2 separate regions of the Mus musculus genome follow, and region 2 is linked to region 1. The links are chromatin loops, found by intact Hi-C in ENCODE. Cell type or tissue: left cerebral cortex. All regions are shown on one strand.

What was found. A loop is a pair of places that touch in the nucleus more often than their neighbours do. Peaks named below come from ENCODE experiments on the same cell type or tissue, not always from the same donor. Only the 100,000 strongest peaks of a DNase experiment are listed, where the experiment ranks them.
Region 2: a loop joins it to region 1, with 4 times the contacts of the local background. A loop is called at or near these places in 2 of 42 quality-filtered maps.

What each region holds. Positions count from the first base shown.
Region 1 is chr3:33,303,688-33,311,687 of GRCm38, forward strand. No RefSeq gene overlaps it. Among named protein-coding and RNA genes, the nearest start is that of Gm24780, 86 kb to the right of the region's middle. In left cerebral cortex, a CTCF peak has its summit at 4,647 (motif pointing right); DNase peaks (open chromatin) are centred at 2,310, 2,669, 3,266, 4,784 and 1 more place; H3K27ac peaks cover 2,720 bases.
Region 2 is chr3:33,655,597-33,663,596 of GRCm38, forward strand. No RefSeq gene overlaps it. Among named protein-coding and RNA genes, the nearest start is that of Gm42203, 32 kb to the right of the region's middle. In left cerebral cortex, a CTCF peak has its summit at 3,209; DNase peaks (open chromatin) are centred at 2,855 and 3,212; H3K27ac peaks cover 1,324 bases.

The DNA of each region.
Region 1 (8,000 bases):
TTTGCAGTGAAAGGCTGTGATATAAAGATATAAAGTTTGCCCGGGAGGCTGAAGGTAAGCATTGTTTGGTTTAAAGATCAGGTCTTAGTAAGACAGCTTTGCCACCCCTAATAAAGGCAAAGAAACACTGGAGGAGAGAAGGCAGAAAGAACGGAAGAGCAGATAATAGGAAAAGAGGCTTAGCCATCCTTGACTCAATGTGGCACAAGACAGCACATACCAGTGAGACTGCCTACTTATCATTTACATATTATTCACTCAGCCACTAATTAACTTAAAAATGTAAGTTAAGCACTAAGTAAACTCTAGGAATACAAAGATAAATCAAACTCATCCTTTGCCCTCAAAGTGTTATGGACCAGAAATCAGACAGGGAGAAAAGAGAAGATAATGATTCCAATTCTCACTGAGGAGAAAGAGGGGTTACAGAGTAATCATGCTTTTTAAATAAAATACATCTGCTTTTAAAAGTTGCAACATTTTATGGACATCAGCAATCTTTCATGCTAATTATGTTTATATTTTTAAAATTTTTGTTCAGCACCTCCCACACCCACACATTTTTTCCTGCCTATTACATGAACCATAGAGAGGGTTTAAAGATGTCTTGTGTGTTATATTTCATACATAAGTATTTTGATTGATATTTTATTATGAGGCTGATACACCTTCCTAATAAATTGTCTATTGTGAACAATACCTCTCTCTTTTTTCCACACCCCTCTAAGTTGATACCTTATTGGATTAGGAAAGTAGAAAAAGAAGGTAGTTTTCTCCTCAGGATTTGAATAGAAGTCCCAGAGCCAGCTATCTTCAGGGTGACTACACCCCTACACACACTTTGAAGAATTCTTTATTCTGTGGGATCTGGAAACCATGTTGGCTGTGCTGACCTCATTCCTATTCCTGGAGCTACCTTCATGAGAATTGGAACAAACAAACAAACAAACAGACAAACATCCCTAGGGATCAAGGTTGTGATCCTAGAATGGTGGGTGGTGAGTAGAAAAACATAAGATGTCAGAGCTTGAAGGTATGAGGAAAGACAGCATAGAGTCTTCCACAAAGTGCTTAAGATATGGACTCTTATCACTGCTGTAGCAGAGGAGCATGGAGAATCGGCTAGCTACTTACATATGTGGCAAGAAATGGGTGACCATTCCTAGAATGGTAGAAATAGGTCCCACAGAAAAATGTGTTGAATTCCTAAATACTGGTACCTCAAAATATGACCTTATTTGTAAATAACATTTGTAGATATGATCTAGATTTGTAGATATGATAAAGCCATACCAGATAGTGGAGGGTCTCAATATAATGATTGGTGTCATAAAAAAAGGAACATGTGGAACTTGAGACAAGAAGAAGGTTGTGTGAACACAGATACAGAGGTTGGTCAAATGTATAAGGCACTTCATTAGTGAAGCAGGGAGTTGCCAGCAACTGTGGAGAATGAAGAAGTGAAGATGCATGTTCACCTGAGTCTGTGGAATAAGTGGAGCCCGACCAATAACCTGATTTCAGATTTTGAACCTCCTGGACCAGGAAATATATGTTTTTGCTATTGTAAGCAATAGCTTGTGACACGCTGTTATTACAGTGCTAGGAATTTGTAGCAGTTAAGACCCCAAACAGTGATGCATAGTTGACTCATTCTCTGTGTTGGGATTATATATTAGAGGGTATTCTATCTACCTTGATTCAAAATGAATGAATGGAAGAACTCTAATAACAGATGTGCCTTTATTGTCATAAAGGAAAACAATAACACCTACTAATATTATTAGCAGGTGTTCTGTCTGACACAATAGAATTTTAAGTTCATGTAACTATTTATCTTTGTTTTCTGTCAATAACTTTCATCTAAGCTATTTTAAGCATATGCCACTTGAATGAAAATAGACTTTTGACACTGTGTAATCCTCTAAAGACAAATAGTCCAATTACCGACAATGAATACCTTCAAATCTGTTCTTTCTCAGACTAGATTCATTTGTTTCTCACATGAAACTTATATGGCTTCATCCAAAAATACTAGTGAAGACAGAACAGTTTGAACATGGTAGTAACCTGCTGTACACATATTTGAGAAATGAAATGACAGGTGCATTTAAGCTGTTGACATCACTGAATTGTAAGTGGTGGTATTGGGTAAGCCAGCTGTCAGCCCACATGAATAGTTTTAATGGCTTTAATGAGATGCAAACTTTCTGCTTTTTGCTCAGTGATTGAAGACAAAAACAGGATAAGTGGGGAGCTAGAGAGATGACTCACTGGTTAAGGGTACTTGCTGTTCTTCAAGGACTTGGCTTCGATTCCCAGCACCCATATGGCAGTGCACAAGGGTCTATACCTCCAGTTCCAGGTGAACTGATTCCTTCTTCTGGCCTGCTAGTGCATGAGGCGTGCAGACAGGAAAAACATTCATATACACATTAAAACAAAAGAAATCAAACAAACAAAACCCACACATGAGATTCACAAGCCTTGCTGGTCAGGAACTACTGATTTCCCACTTCTCTAACAAACAGAAGCACACATTTTTCATTAAGAAATGCTCAATTCACATTTTTTCTTTTGCAGAGGTGAACTAAATTATTATACAAGTATAAAAATTCTCTATGGCTCCATCATAGAGCAGAATTTATAGAAGCTCCTATCTGGGCATCCAATTAAAATTCAAGGACATTTTAACTATGCCAAGCTTTGTCATGAATTATGCATTGTTTTAGATTTCTGTGATCTCCTAACTTTCTTTGAAATATGGGCTCTAAATCTTGCCTTGATTCTTCTGGGTTTTGATAGGACAGTTTTATTTGAATAATTTTTCTATTCTATTTTTTCCAGAGAGTAAAGAAGATATGATGATTTGCCAAAATTAGAATGAAGTTTTTCAAAAAATCTCACACCGCCTTAAGTCATGAGAAGTTGTTTTTCTTTATGCATGTAGCTTCCGGTGTTACACAGCTACATTTTGAGCATTTGTTTTTGTGTTTGTACAGTGTTGTCAAGGGCCACTCAAATATACCTAACTTCATTTTGTAAGACTATTTTGTTAAGAAAAATGAACAATATATCCAACAGTGATAATCAGGTGGAACCAAGTAATCCCAGACATGAAAAAATTATACCACATTACTGTTTTTTAGTTCCCCTCCCCAACATCAAATAGTGGTAAGTGTTTGAAAACTCTGAAAATAAAGCTTTGAATTTTCTTTTCATGCTGATTTGGAATCCTCTGTTTCTGGATCCTGGAACCCAGAGCGTGATGGGTTTGTGAGACAAAGTCACATCCTATAGCGTAATGTGTGAAGTGGAAATTTTTGGTTTCTTTGGAGACTCAGTTGTGCCACGTGATATTTTATGAGAGGATGTTTTGCTAAAGAGACACATTGGAGGATGGTTGCTGAGAACAGACATGTTTTTCTGGATGCTGCTTGGAAAAAGGACATGTGACATTTTGCTAGAGTGGGCACATGATGTTTGGTAATAACCCAACATGCTGTGGGCGTTACCTTGTCACTCTTTTTCTGGTCTTTTCAGGCTTTGCTGCTGGTGGTCTTGGCTGATGACACTGTGGCATTGGTTCACCTTGCCTTCTTCTTTGTTGATCATTGTTTGTACTGACTTCATAGAGAGAAACTCACCAAAGAACTTCTCATCACGTTCTGGCAGCTTCTTGCCACTTCCATGGACTTGGGTTGATTGGTAGAGCCTCACAGTTTCTTCTGAATCGAACTCCCATTACTGGTTCATGAGTGGTGTTTGTGAGTGGATCTAGCTACTGTTGCTGATTCATGTGAGCTGAGCTGTTGATATCCTGACAATGAAGATTGGAATCTTTCCCCAAAACCATTTCTAAACAAGTCCACATCCCACTTTGCCCTATAATCCTTTCCTTTCCACTACTTCTGGCGCGTGGTGGGCTAAAAGGGAAGTTAAAGCATTTAAGAACCCTTATTAAAGTAGGTTTTAAAAAGTATAAGTCTACAAATGTATGAGTGCCATTGTCTCATTGCTATACAACGCTGCCTGCAGAATGCTTTCTGCAATGCCATCATCTAAAGAAACACTGGTAATGCCCACTTTTGGATAAAGGAGTCACTCAAGGAAACCTGTCTGTCTAGAAACCTGCTCAAACAACCTCCCTAATATAATAAGTTTTACATTTTTGTTCTATCCAATCAATATTAAAATAGATGAATTCCTCATTCCTTCCTTCACTTTTGAAATTATATCAATAAATCAAAGAAATCAGGAACATTTTGATTAAACCATTATTCTGCCTCAAAAAGATAATATTCTCTATTAATTTTTAAAAAGTCATTAGCATATAGAAAGCTTGAATTTCAAAACTTATGGACTTATAATAGAAGAAAACATCAATTCATTTGACACCAGAGTCACTGTCAGAGATGTTACATATGTTTTTGTAAGTTTGTTTTTTTCATAAGAACTTTTTCATTAGCTTGTGTGTTTGTTTGTTCATGGCTGTGCTTGTCCTGTAGTGTACCACTAGTCCCCTAGATGTTAGTAATGTAAAGGCAAAAAGATGATAAAAACAAAATTCAAAAGAAAAAGCAAATCATCTTTTCTGAATGTCAATCAACTCTTGCAAGTACACACTTCTGCCAGCAGGTGGCATACTCTCTATCCTGTCACCCCTTTATTCTGGCTGACCCCATTCAACACCCACTTCCCCTTCCTACGCCTAGTTGGCCTTGGCATTTCTTTGGTGCCACTCTGAGAAACTGTAACCTAATCTCTTTCTATATAGCTGAATACTTCCAGGCTTAGAGCCGGTTATGCAACTTACCAAAGTCACAAGACCACTAAGTGGTGACATCATTCTGTTGGAGGCTCAAATGCTTCCTCTTCCTACCATTTCAAAAACTGCTGAAGAGTGATTGCATGCACATCTGCATGCTGCATTCTAAACACGAGTGTGTTAAAAACACTTGTTTCGAGACTTTGACACCCACAAGTGATGAGCAATTTGGCCCAGGAGGTCTGGGGTGGGTCCTGATATGCCACATTCTAATGTGTATCTAGAAATGCTGCCATCAACAGAATCTAGGTGTTGGTAAGTCTGGTTCTAATGCCATCTACGTCTAGCCTGTGAGCGTGCAGTAATTAGTGTATTACTTTTTCTGAAACATTTTAAATTATAATCATGACAAATATAACATTTTTGATTCGTTGTTATGGTGAAATAAAAATCAGACTTCAGTACGATTAGCTTATCTGTCTGTCAGCCCTTTACAACAAGACTTCTGGAGTAGTGCTTAGGAAAATAAATGTGTAGAATATTGTCTCCAAAACATTTTACCAAAGTGGGCAGTAGGAGCTAGGTGGGAAACTTTATTCTTAAACTTACTGTTTGAGAATTTCGCATATGAATTTGGTGCATTTTGTGGAAATCTTTCCCACTCCCCCCCCCCCCCCCCCACACACACACACCATCTCTCCCAACCCCGTGTGCTCTGCTTTAAACCCTCGGAGTCCACTTCATGCAGATGCAGACAACTTTGAATAAATGCTGTCTCTGGCCCCCTTTAGTGTTTATAACCAGGAAGACACAGGTTTGGGCAACGTGCTTGACTTTGAAGGCAATGAAGCTATCACAGGGAAACTGGGGACCAGGTGTGGAAGCAGAGAAAAGACCATGTTCCCAAGGAAGCTTAAAGAAGGAAGGGGCAGACAGGGTAGGACAGGAAGGAGTTTCAAGAACAAGATGGACCCACTTTGCAATCTGAAGAGAAAGCTTTGTTTCCTGCTGGGCAAATGCCTGCCTTGTTAGCAGACTCATCGCTGTGAGTGGTGAGAACAGGGAGTGGAGAGGCCCTAACATGGATCAGAACTGCAATACACCTGCCCTTTTGCTGAGTCAGCCTGAGGATGGGATTTAGAACATTGACTCCAGTCTTAGAGAAGGCTTGGCTGGAATCTGGGTCACCTAACATCTCATGGCATCTTCACATACATTAGGATTCTGGCATCATAAATATTCTACCAATCAGCACGGTTGGACGCAGGCCCACCCCTATAGTCATTAAGTCAAAGCTGGCTGATCGGGAGATGTCACTTAGCACAGTTCTGCGAAATACATTTTACATGTGTTTATAATGGAAGGAGTACTGCATTATAATGCAACTTTAAATGTCGATAGTTGAGATTCTGAAATTAATGAATTCTACCATTATTAAAGTAAATTCTTTGACGAGTTTTTGTTGGCATTTGATATTTGGGTCTGTATAGCACAATAGTATTAGCAGGGACCCTCAGGAACAAACTCCTTTTGCTCAAGTCAGAGATAAAACAGAAGTCCTTCTTCCTCCCTCCCTCTTCTCCTCCCTCCTCTCCTCCCTCCCTCCTCTCCTCCCTTCTTCTCTTCTCTCTCCCTCCCTCCCTCCCTCCCTCCTTCCCTCCCTCCAACTCTATTACCTGGCTCAGGTGCCACTGTTTGTGCCCCAGTGTTTTCCTTGTGCATTAACACTCCAATCATGCCTCCAACAGAAACCCACCTGGAATGAACTCCTCCCATCTTCGCTAGTTAGTAAAGTTGAAAACCTAAACCTGCAGGTGTCAGTCAGCAGAGCCTTGGGTGTTTCTCAACAATCCAGCTTTCTCCTCACTGTAACTTCTAGGGCACATACATCTTCTCTGCACTCGACCTTGTAGTCCTTCCCTCTCGTCAGCATTTTCTCCTAGTGACAGTCCCTAGTACATCCCAGAATAAGCAGACTTTATCAGAAAGGGGTGTTTTTAATGGTCTGTCACCAAATTTATATTGTACCTTTCAATCCCGATTCCAACCTCTTCTTCCTATATTGTTCTTGCTATGGGTGAAATTTAGTCTACCTAAAACTCGTATATTGATGAGTGCAATCTGCCTCTCTATGTTTCCAACTATGACTGACAATATTTGAAAGGGTGACTAAGATAAAATGAGGTCACATGGATAGGCCTTAACTTAGTATGACTTTATCTTCTTTCTAAAGGAGACTGAGACAAAGACACGGTCTAGGGGATAAAGTAAGGAGGTGAGCTCTGGCTTCTGAAGCTGAGAAAGGATACATTTCTATTGCTGAAGCCATCAGCCTGTGACACTTTGTTAGGGAAGTCACTATTTCAGACCCATGTGCCATAGTTCTCAAAGAGAAAGGCACCTTACCCTAAATCAGGCTTCACTTCTACACTGGACTGTCCCATACTTTTCTTCATAGTATTTATCACAATTGGCCTTGATAAATTTTTATGGAATTGCCCCCTATTTTCTCATTATGTTATAAGGTATGTGGATGGATTAGGACCAGCAGAACATTTGGGGGTTCAGAAATAGTGTCCTTCAGAAATGTGTCCTTCTGGGATCCCTCATATTAACTGGGTGTGGAAATTTTGTATTTTGCCAGTGTTCTGCCAGATGCTATGTGAACGTTTTTTAAACCCTGGTGTCTCCATGAGTCTATGGCATTTACATAATTCTCTCTGTATATTAATGTAATGATAGAGAAGTTTATTAGATAATTTATTCCCTTGTTTCCTCTGTTGTTTTATGTTTAAACATGTTATTCATTAGATACCACGATGGTCATGGTTATGTCAACTTGGTTGGGTGTGATTGTGGGGGTGTTTCTAATTAAGATTGGAGTTGGTAGACTAGAAGAGTACTTGCCACATAGCAGTCAGTCCCCAAGTAATCCACAGAAGGTCTTGGGATTTGCTGTTCTGACTTCAGTTTGGAATTGGGCTATAGTGTAAAGAATTGGCAATACTGGTTTTAGACTGTCCCCCACCAATGCCCACTGAACCATGTAATCTGTGCTCCTGGGTCTCAAGATATCCTTGCTGCTTATTACTGGATTGCTAATTTCCCAGTAACTAAATGGCCTAATTCTTTATAATAAATCTCTCTGTATACATATACACATGCACATACATGCACACTACTCATACAAATATACACACATATACAAACATATATACACAAGCACACACAC
Region 2 (8,000 bases), 350 kb after region 1:
TCTCTGAGTACAGACATAAGGCTCAGGTCATGTGGGTGAGAATAAAACAGAAATTCTAAACAAGCCTGGGGAATCACAAAGCAAAAGATCTCTGATTTACCAGGGAAGAATACAAGAAAGAGAGAGAGAGCCACCAAAGTCAAGGTAGACATCATAAAAACTCTGAAGACATCCCACAGATAAGGTCTGCCACAAAGAGCACTCCACCCCCTGGCATGACTAATGCCAGAAGTCTGGGGAGAGCCAGTCAACTGGACTGAACTGTGTGGCTTTGCTGAGATGTCACTGTCAATTAACATGGTGGCTGCTGTAGAATAATTATAATCCAGCAACATGGCAGCCCTGGAAAGGTATCACATCCAGAGACCTTCTAGGTCTTTATGATCTGGCTAGAATGCTGAAGTGCCACATACCTTTAATCACTCTAGCTGGAGTAATTCCTCTGGCTGGTATACAGACACTCGCCTTGGATCCTAAACAATGGAAAGAAGTTTATAGAAGGAAGCAGCTGTGTGTGAAATGACATCTAATTGAAAGGTAGACAAAGTGACAAACCAGAGAAAGATTTGATGGAATGAACAAATCTCTCATGAGAACAGATAGGAAAGAGAGACAACATAAGAAATGGTGTAGGGAGAGGGGGGCTGGAGAGAGGGGAAGAGGAGGAGAAAGAGAAATGGGAGGAGGAGGAAGAGGAAGAAGAGGAGGCAGTTTTACCAGGAGAGTATTAGACACAGGTTGCGGTAAAAACAAGTTGGACACAGGTGAAGACAGAACAGCCAGAGAATTAAAGCCAGAAGATAAGAACAGATTCCCAAAGTTAGTTTGAGGTCAAGCCGAAGCTGTGAGAAGCCAGTTTAAATCAGTCATTTTGGAGGATCAGACTGGATGGAGACTAGAAGCTTTCAGGCCTAGGCCTAGAGATAGTTAGAACAGAGGAATAAATGTTCTGGGCTCAGCCTAAGCTGTATATTTGGACAGCTTGGGCAGCTCTCATCTCATCACTTCATCTGAAGAAATAAGTTACTTTTACAGGCAGCTGCACACATCAGGGTCTGGTATACTCCTAGACAGCAGATAGAGGAGAACGGAGCGAGCTGGGAAGGCAGAAAGGATAAAAGCTGCCTGCGAAGAATTTCGAAGGCAGTGCAAGCTTGAGCCAGGAAAGTAGCACCCACCCCACCGTCATCCATCCTGCCTTGATCTAAACATAAATTCCATTAAGAGAGAAAGATAGAAGGAGAAAGGACAAGACACATTTCACCAGGATCTATGCTGACTTCTTAGTGATGTGATTGCATTCTCCAACAGTAACTGGAATGGAGGTTCAGGGGCTAAGCAGTATTACTTAAAAATGCATGTCTATTATTGCAATCCAAGTTCAAGGTATGGAGTGTATATCCCCCACAACAGCACTGTGAACTGCTTCCACCTTCACTGTGTTCCCTATGATAACATGAAATCTTTCTCTCCATCTCCCCTGAGACAAGAAGAAGAAAATGCAAGTTGGTTTCCTGATTCTTCGATAATCTACATTATCTAGATTCTTCTGTACAAAAGCTTGTGAATTGACTACTGGAAACATCTTCACTTCTTTGTTTCACAAAGAATGACCATACAGTGACAATTCTACACAGAAGTTTCCAGGCCCCATTTCTCCAGGGAAATGAGACAGACAAAAATATGGCCATGCATTAGGATGGAACTGTCTCACAGTCTAAGACACGGGAACTTTTGCTGGATCTCACAGCCAGAGTCGATAATATCCCTTGAGGTTACATAAGACATAACACTGCTATTCTGCTGTGTACTTGGACTGTTTAACTTACCTTTGTGACAATAATATAATAACCAACCTTACATGTGTTAAATTTCCCATGTATCAACTCTTATAACTTAAGCAAATGCAAAGCTGTAAACGTATGTATCCTTTCATGCCTCTGACCCAAGAGTAATGCATGTGTGTTACGATAATCATTTGCTGAAAACAGGCTAAAAGCAATTATAAAATGAGTATCTACTCTGAATGTTGACTGTAACATGAAGATATTGTTTATAATATTGTTTTTTATCTGATTCATTTGGGTTTGGTTGAAGTCAGTGATTTAATCACTTGTAAAACTGTCACATATTTCTGTAAAGCATCTCTCATTCCCTTCTATGTGATACTTTTTGTGTTGCTCAACACAAGAGAGAACAAAGCCCTTTGTTGGACACACACACACAAATGTGACATGCACAGAAGCAGGAACAGATTCAGGCAGGCACAGATTCAGACTCATTCAAGACAGAGAGAAGGATGGAAGACACAGGGAAGTGGAGTAGAGAATTCAAAAATGGCCTCACTCTTGGTCAAATGACACCAAAGTTGCTTTGTTAATTTAATATCCTCAATGGGACACTAGGATAGCATTGCCACTTAATTTACTATTAATTAGTATGCTCAAACTGGACATACAAATATTTTAGATCACAGCTAAATGTACAATTTTTTTAACATGTGTTAAAATATATTGCTTGAATAAGGGTACTTCAAAAGTCTTATTGCTTAAGACAAAACTAAAATTATTTAAATTTAATGATTTAATTCTACCTAATGTACAAGAACACAATAGATAACACAGAAACTACTTAAAGCTATAGATAGATAGATAGATAGATAGATAGATAGATAGATAGATAGATATTCCTCCTCTTTTCAACACTGCTTTGATCAGTGTTTTGTCACATTTTCCCCATGCCATGCCATACCCTGATTATACTCTTAAATTGCAGCATTGAACAGAAAGAAATGGAGGATCCTGCCTACACAGAGCTTACACTTTGGTTCACATTCCAGGAAGCAAATATATTCCTATTTTACATAGGATGCATTTTAAGGTGGGAGATAGAAGCAAATGCCCACATAAATTAAAAGTAGAGTTCAGGCTGAAAGCTACTGGCTCACAGACGATGTCCTTTTCCCTACATTGCACATATCTTGAAGAATGTAATTCAATGGGAAAATATCTTAGTAAAACCCAGTAGCTACCACAATCTGAGACATCTATGAGACGATGTTATCATATGTTTTTATTTGGGGTCCTTGATGATGATGATCATTTTTTTAAAGCAACAGAAACCCCAGTGGCACTGACTGAGGAGTAGGTCTTCTGAAGCAGATGGTGGCGAGCAGATGGCAGGCTGCTCCTTTCCTTTCAGCACCTCCTGTTGGAAGAGTGTGATCTGCAGGATTAGGTATATTTGACTTCTTGGGTCTCAACTGGTAGATATTTCTGGAGCAGATACTTCCTTCTCCTGAACGCGACATATTCACAAGCACAGTTTGTACATTTCCTTTTCTGTCACTGTTCCCATTCACTGTCCAGTTTTATCAACTCGAGGTAAAAGATTTACACTAAAATATGACCTTAAAAAATACAAATGCTTAGGTGTAAGGAACTCAAAGAAAGTATTCAAATCCTTCAACTTTTTCCAATAAGATGTGTGGCAATCACAATTCTTTGGACAAGTCAGAGTTGAATTAAATACACCTTCCAAGCAGCAGAGTTTAATGTGGCAACCATTAGCAAGGTGCTAGGAAGGTAGAAAGATGGCATGGTATGGTCTTTCTCAGTAGAGACTTTAAGATGTATAAGTGGTTTAAACAAGTGTACAATATTTGTTGTGTAAGACAGAAGATAGAGCTGCCACAGAGGTTTAGAGAGGAAGTTTAGACATTCACAATAAGAATGACACTTCTTAGCTAGATTGGGAAAGAGCTAGAGCACAGGAGAGTTGAGGTGAAAGCCCATTTCAAAATCAGACTTTGCAGAATGATGAGGCTTGTATAGCTAAAAATAATGGAAGGGTGCCATGGAGATGGAGAGTGTACCCAAGGAAGATGTGCACTGAGACTCAACAGTTAAGCCATAGGAAAAAAATGGATTCTGAAGTTTTGAAGACCAAGGCAAACTGTCTAAGCTTAGATCAAATTGTGACTGAGAACTATGAACAAATTCATTTCTGATGATGACACAGCCCATGTTTTGTTTTAACAATATTAGTTTCTTGGGAGAAGTGGAGAAGTTAATCATTACAGAGCCAAAGCACAGAAGGTAGTGATAGTAATTAGAGGTTATTTCCAGAGTTCAGAGAAAAGATAGCAAGAGTCTGAAATAGAGCTGGATCTTATTAAGTAAAAAGGAATAAATACAGATGGTCACAGTTTCTGCATTAAAAGCAGAGATATATATGCATCCTCTACAGAACATGAAAACTAAGACCTTATTAAAGTTGCTAGAGATAGTAACTTAACAAATAACAGAATTCCCAGGAACCCCAGACTCAACTCATTATTTTTCCTTCCTTAATGAATTTCTAGAACTTTAAAATACATTACTTGCATTTTCTATTAAACATGTACAGAGATAGTTTATACAGACTTTCTCTGGTGCTTTTATGCACTTTATGCATAAACAATCCTTGATTTGTGATGGGTCAATATGGTTTATCTCTTTTGCAGTTGTATTAGTCAGGGCGTTCTAGAGTAGCAGCACTTATAGAATGAATCTCTCTGTATATATGTAGGAGAAGGATTTATTAGAATGACTTACAAGTTGTAGTCCAATTAATCCAACAATGTCTGGTGTCTTAGTCAGGGTTTCTATTCCTGCACAAACATCATGACTAAGAAGCAAGTTGGGGAGGAAAGGGTTTATTCGGCTTACACTTTCATACTGCTGTTCATCACCAAGGAAGTCAGGACTGGAACTCAAGCAGGATAGGAAGCAGGAGCTGATGCAGAGGCCATGGAGGGATGTTCTTTACTGGCATGCTTTGCTAGCTTGCTCAGCTTGCTCTCTTATAGAACCAAGACAACCAGTCCAGAGATGGTCCTACCCACAAGGGGCCTTTCCCTCTTGATCACTAATTAAGAAAATGCCTTAAAGCTGGATCTCATGGAGGCATTTCCTCAAGTGAAGCTCCTTTCTCTGTGATAACTCCAGCTGTGTCAATTTGACACATAAAACCAGTCAGTACATCTGGCTATGAACAGAAAGTTCAAGAAGTTGCTCAGGCATGCGGCTGGTAGTTTCAGCTGGTCTTCAGTAGACACTGGAATCCCAAAGAAGTCGTCTCTAATGCCAGTGAATAGATGGCCTTGCTCCTGAGTCAGGAAAGGGCAGGCAGACAGGAAAAGCATCATTCTTCCATAGGCTTCTAGCAGAGGCGTGGCCCAGATTAAAGGTGCATCTTCCCACCTCAAGATCTGGATTAAAGATCAACTCTGAGGCTTTGGAGATCTTTTAACCTACATCACCGCCTCCATGTAAACTACGTATCTGACCATACATTTTTTATCTTTTAATACAATAGAAGAGTTCTTCTCTCTAAAAAGCTGTTAAGCCTTCTGTAGGGCAAACCCAATGTCTTGCTTTTACAACTTTATAAAGCTCTTTACAGAGACCTCTCAGGGAGGGCCTGGTAATTTACTATATTCCAGTGAACGTCCACACACCCAAGACTATTTGGAGTAGCAAAAATTGGTCTTGAAGGACTTTTTTTAATGATATGAAGTTAGATGAATATGGGAAAAATTAGGGGGTGAATATGGTAAAAAAAAATATTGTAAGAAACATGAAACTGTCAAATAACTAAATAAATTCAAAATAAATAAAAGCACTGGTCCATCTCCCTAGCCCCAAATCACTGTTTTTTATGTCTCATTTTCTATGTTCATTCTTTTCTTTCTGCTCTAAATCAACAAAATAGTATGCTCTTCCTCATTTCCATTATTAATATTTCTTAAAATCCCCCTTAAGGTTCATAGTTTTGGGCCATACACTAACCTCAGTAAGCCATGTCCCCTCTGGGGGCTTACAGAAACACAAACAATTCCAGCTGAGATATCAGTAGGCATAGTATTAAGTATTTGGCTGTTGTTATGTCAAATTTTATTACTCCCTCCTGAGTCTGCAAGCCTCCTGTCATACTGGTTTGGGAACCTCTCTATCTCACTCAAATAAAATAACTTTTCAGCCCTCCTCCAATTGCTTACCCGAACCTTGTCTCATTATTTGGAATACTTTCTCTCAAGCATCCTCCTACGATAAAGTATTTTATCAGGTTGGGTTTCTAAGCAAGATAATTCTTTTTACAAGAGTAATCCTGGTGTCAGCTAATGAAATATTTCCCTGTATGTGATTTGTGTGATTTATTTTCTAGCACAAAACTACATATTTAATCTAGTTCACAAATATTTACTCAGTTGTAAATAAGGTTTTCAGAGCATTCATGTGACTCAACCATTAATAGGGCCATAATAAAACTCGGATATTTTAGCTAGGGACAAGACAAGGTCAAAGGAGACAACAGATACAGAATTCAAGATTAAGTGCTCTAAGAGTTCAGTTTCATATGGGCTTTATTTTTAAAATATCTAAGACAATGGTTAGCACTTTTCCAGTTCACCATTCAGTTTAGAACTAGCTGGTCTTAAGTCAATGAAACCAAATAGGCTATTTACAAGGAGGAACACTAAATGTTGTCTCTCCCAGAGACTTGACACTTTGTTATTCTGTGTGCTTTGCACTCAGAGTAAGAGCTGGTGACTTATGAAACTATATTTTTACCATACGTAAACTCCATGTAATTTCTAGGCCTCTAAAAATATAAATAAGACAAATAATAATGATGATTGCTTAGGCAAAATATGCATAGTTTTTCAAATTGTAATGGGGAAAAGAGAGACACTTTCATTGATGATGCAGGGATGGGAATTGCCAATGCTCTTGTAAATAATACCTTGTCTGTGTTTCTGTAAGTGGCACTAATTAAAATCATAGGGTCGTGAAAGAGGAGACATGAAAGAAGGAAGAAAGAGATGAGGAGGAGGAGGGCAGCAAGGGAGAGTAAATGTGATCCAAATGCATTATGTCTTCTGTGAAAAGTCACAATGAAACCCATTATGTGGATAATTAGTATACACTAATAAAACACTTCAAAAGATAAATATGTCTTCAAGGAAGTTGTTAACATAGAATAATAAAATCTGTTAAACAGACAAATATATGTTTGTTTTATATTTGATGGCATAATCCAATGTTTTATTAGTCTGGCAGGATGACCAACATGAAATGAGTATTACATTGAGAGGATGCCAGGAGGGAAAAAAAAGAACTCTGTATTCAGCTCTAAGTGGCAGAGATATGTGAGTATGTGGAAAAAAGAGAGCATGCGAAGGACAGGAGGAGCAAAACAAGTCTTCTCTTGTCTTCCCTCTGAAACAGGCAGATTTCCTTGATAAGAATGGCACTTAGTGCACAGTTCTATCAGACCTTCAAAGAAGATCTAATTCCAGTTCTGCACAAACTATTTCACAAAATAGAAGTAGAAGGTACTCTACCCAACTCATTTTATGAAGCCACTATTACTCTGATACCTAAACCACAGAAAGATCCAACAAAGATAGAGAACTTCAGACCAATTTCTCTTATGAATATCGATGCAAAAATCCTCAATAAAATTCTCGCTAACCGAATCCAAAAACACATTAAAGCAATCATCCATCCTGATCAAGTAGGTTTTATTCCAGGGATGCAGGGATGGTTTAATATACGAAAATCCATCAATGTAATCCATTATATAAACAAACTCAAAGACAAAAACCACATGATCATCTCGTTAGATGCAGAAAAAGCATTTGACATCATCCAACACCCACTCATGATAAAAGTGTTGGAAAGATCAGGAATTCAAGGCCCATACCTAAACATGATAAAAGCAATCTACAGCAAACCAGTAGCCAACATCAAAGTAAATGGAGAGAAGCTGGAAGCAATCCCACTAAAATCAGGGACTAGACAAGGCTGCCCACTTTCTCCCTACCTTTTCAACATAGTACTTGAAGTATTAGCCAGAGCAATTCGACAACAAAAGGAGATCAAGGGGATACAAATTGGAAAAGAGGAAGTAAAAATATCACTTTTTGCAGATGATATGATAGTATATATAAGTGA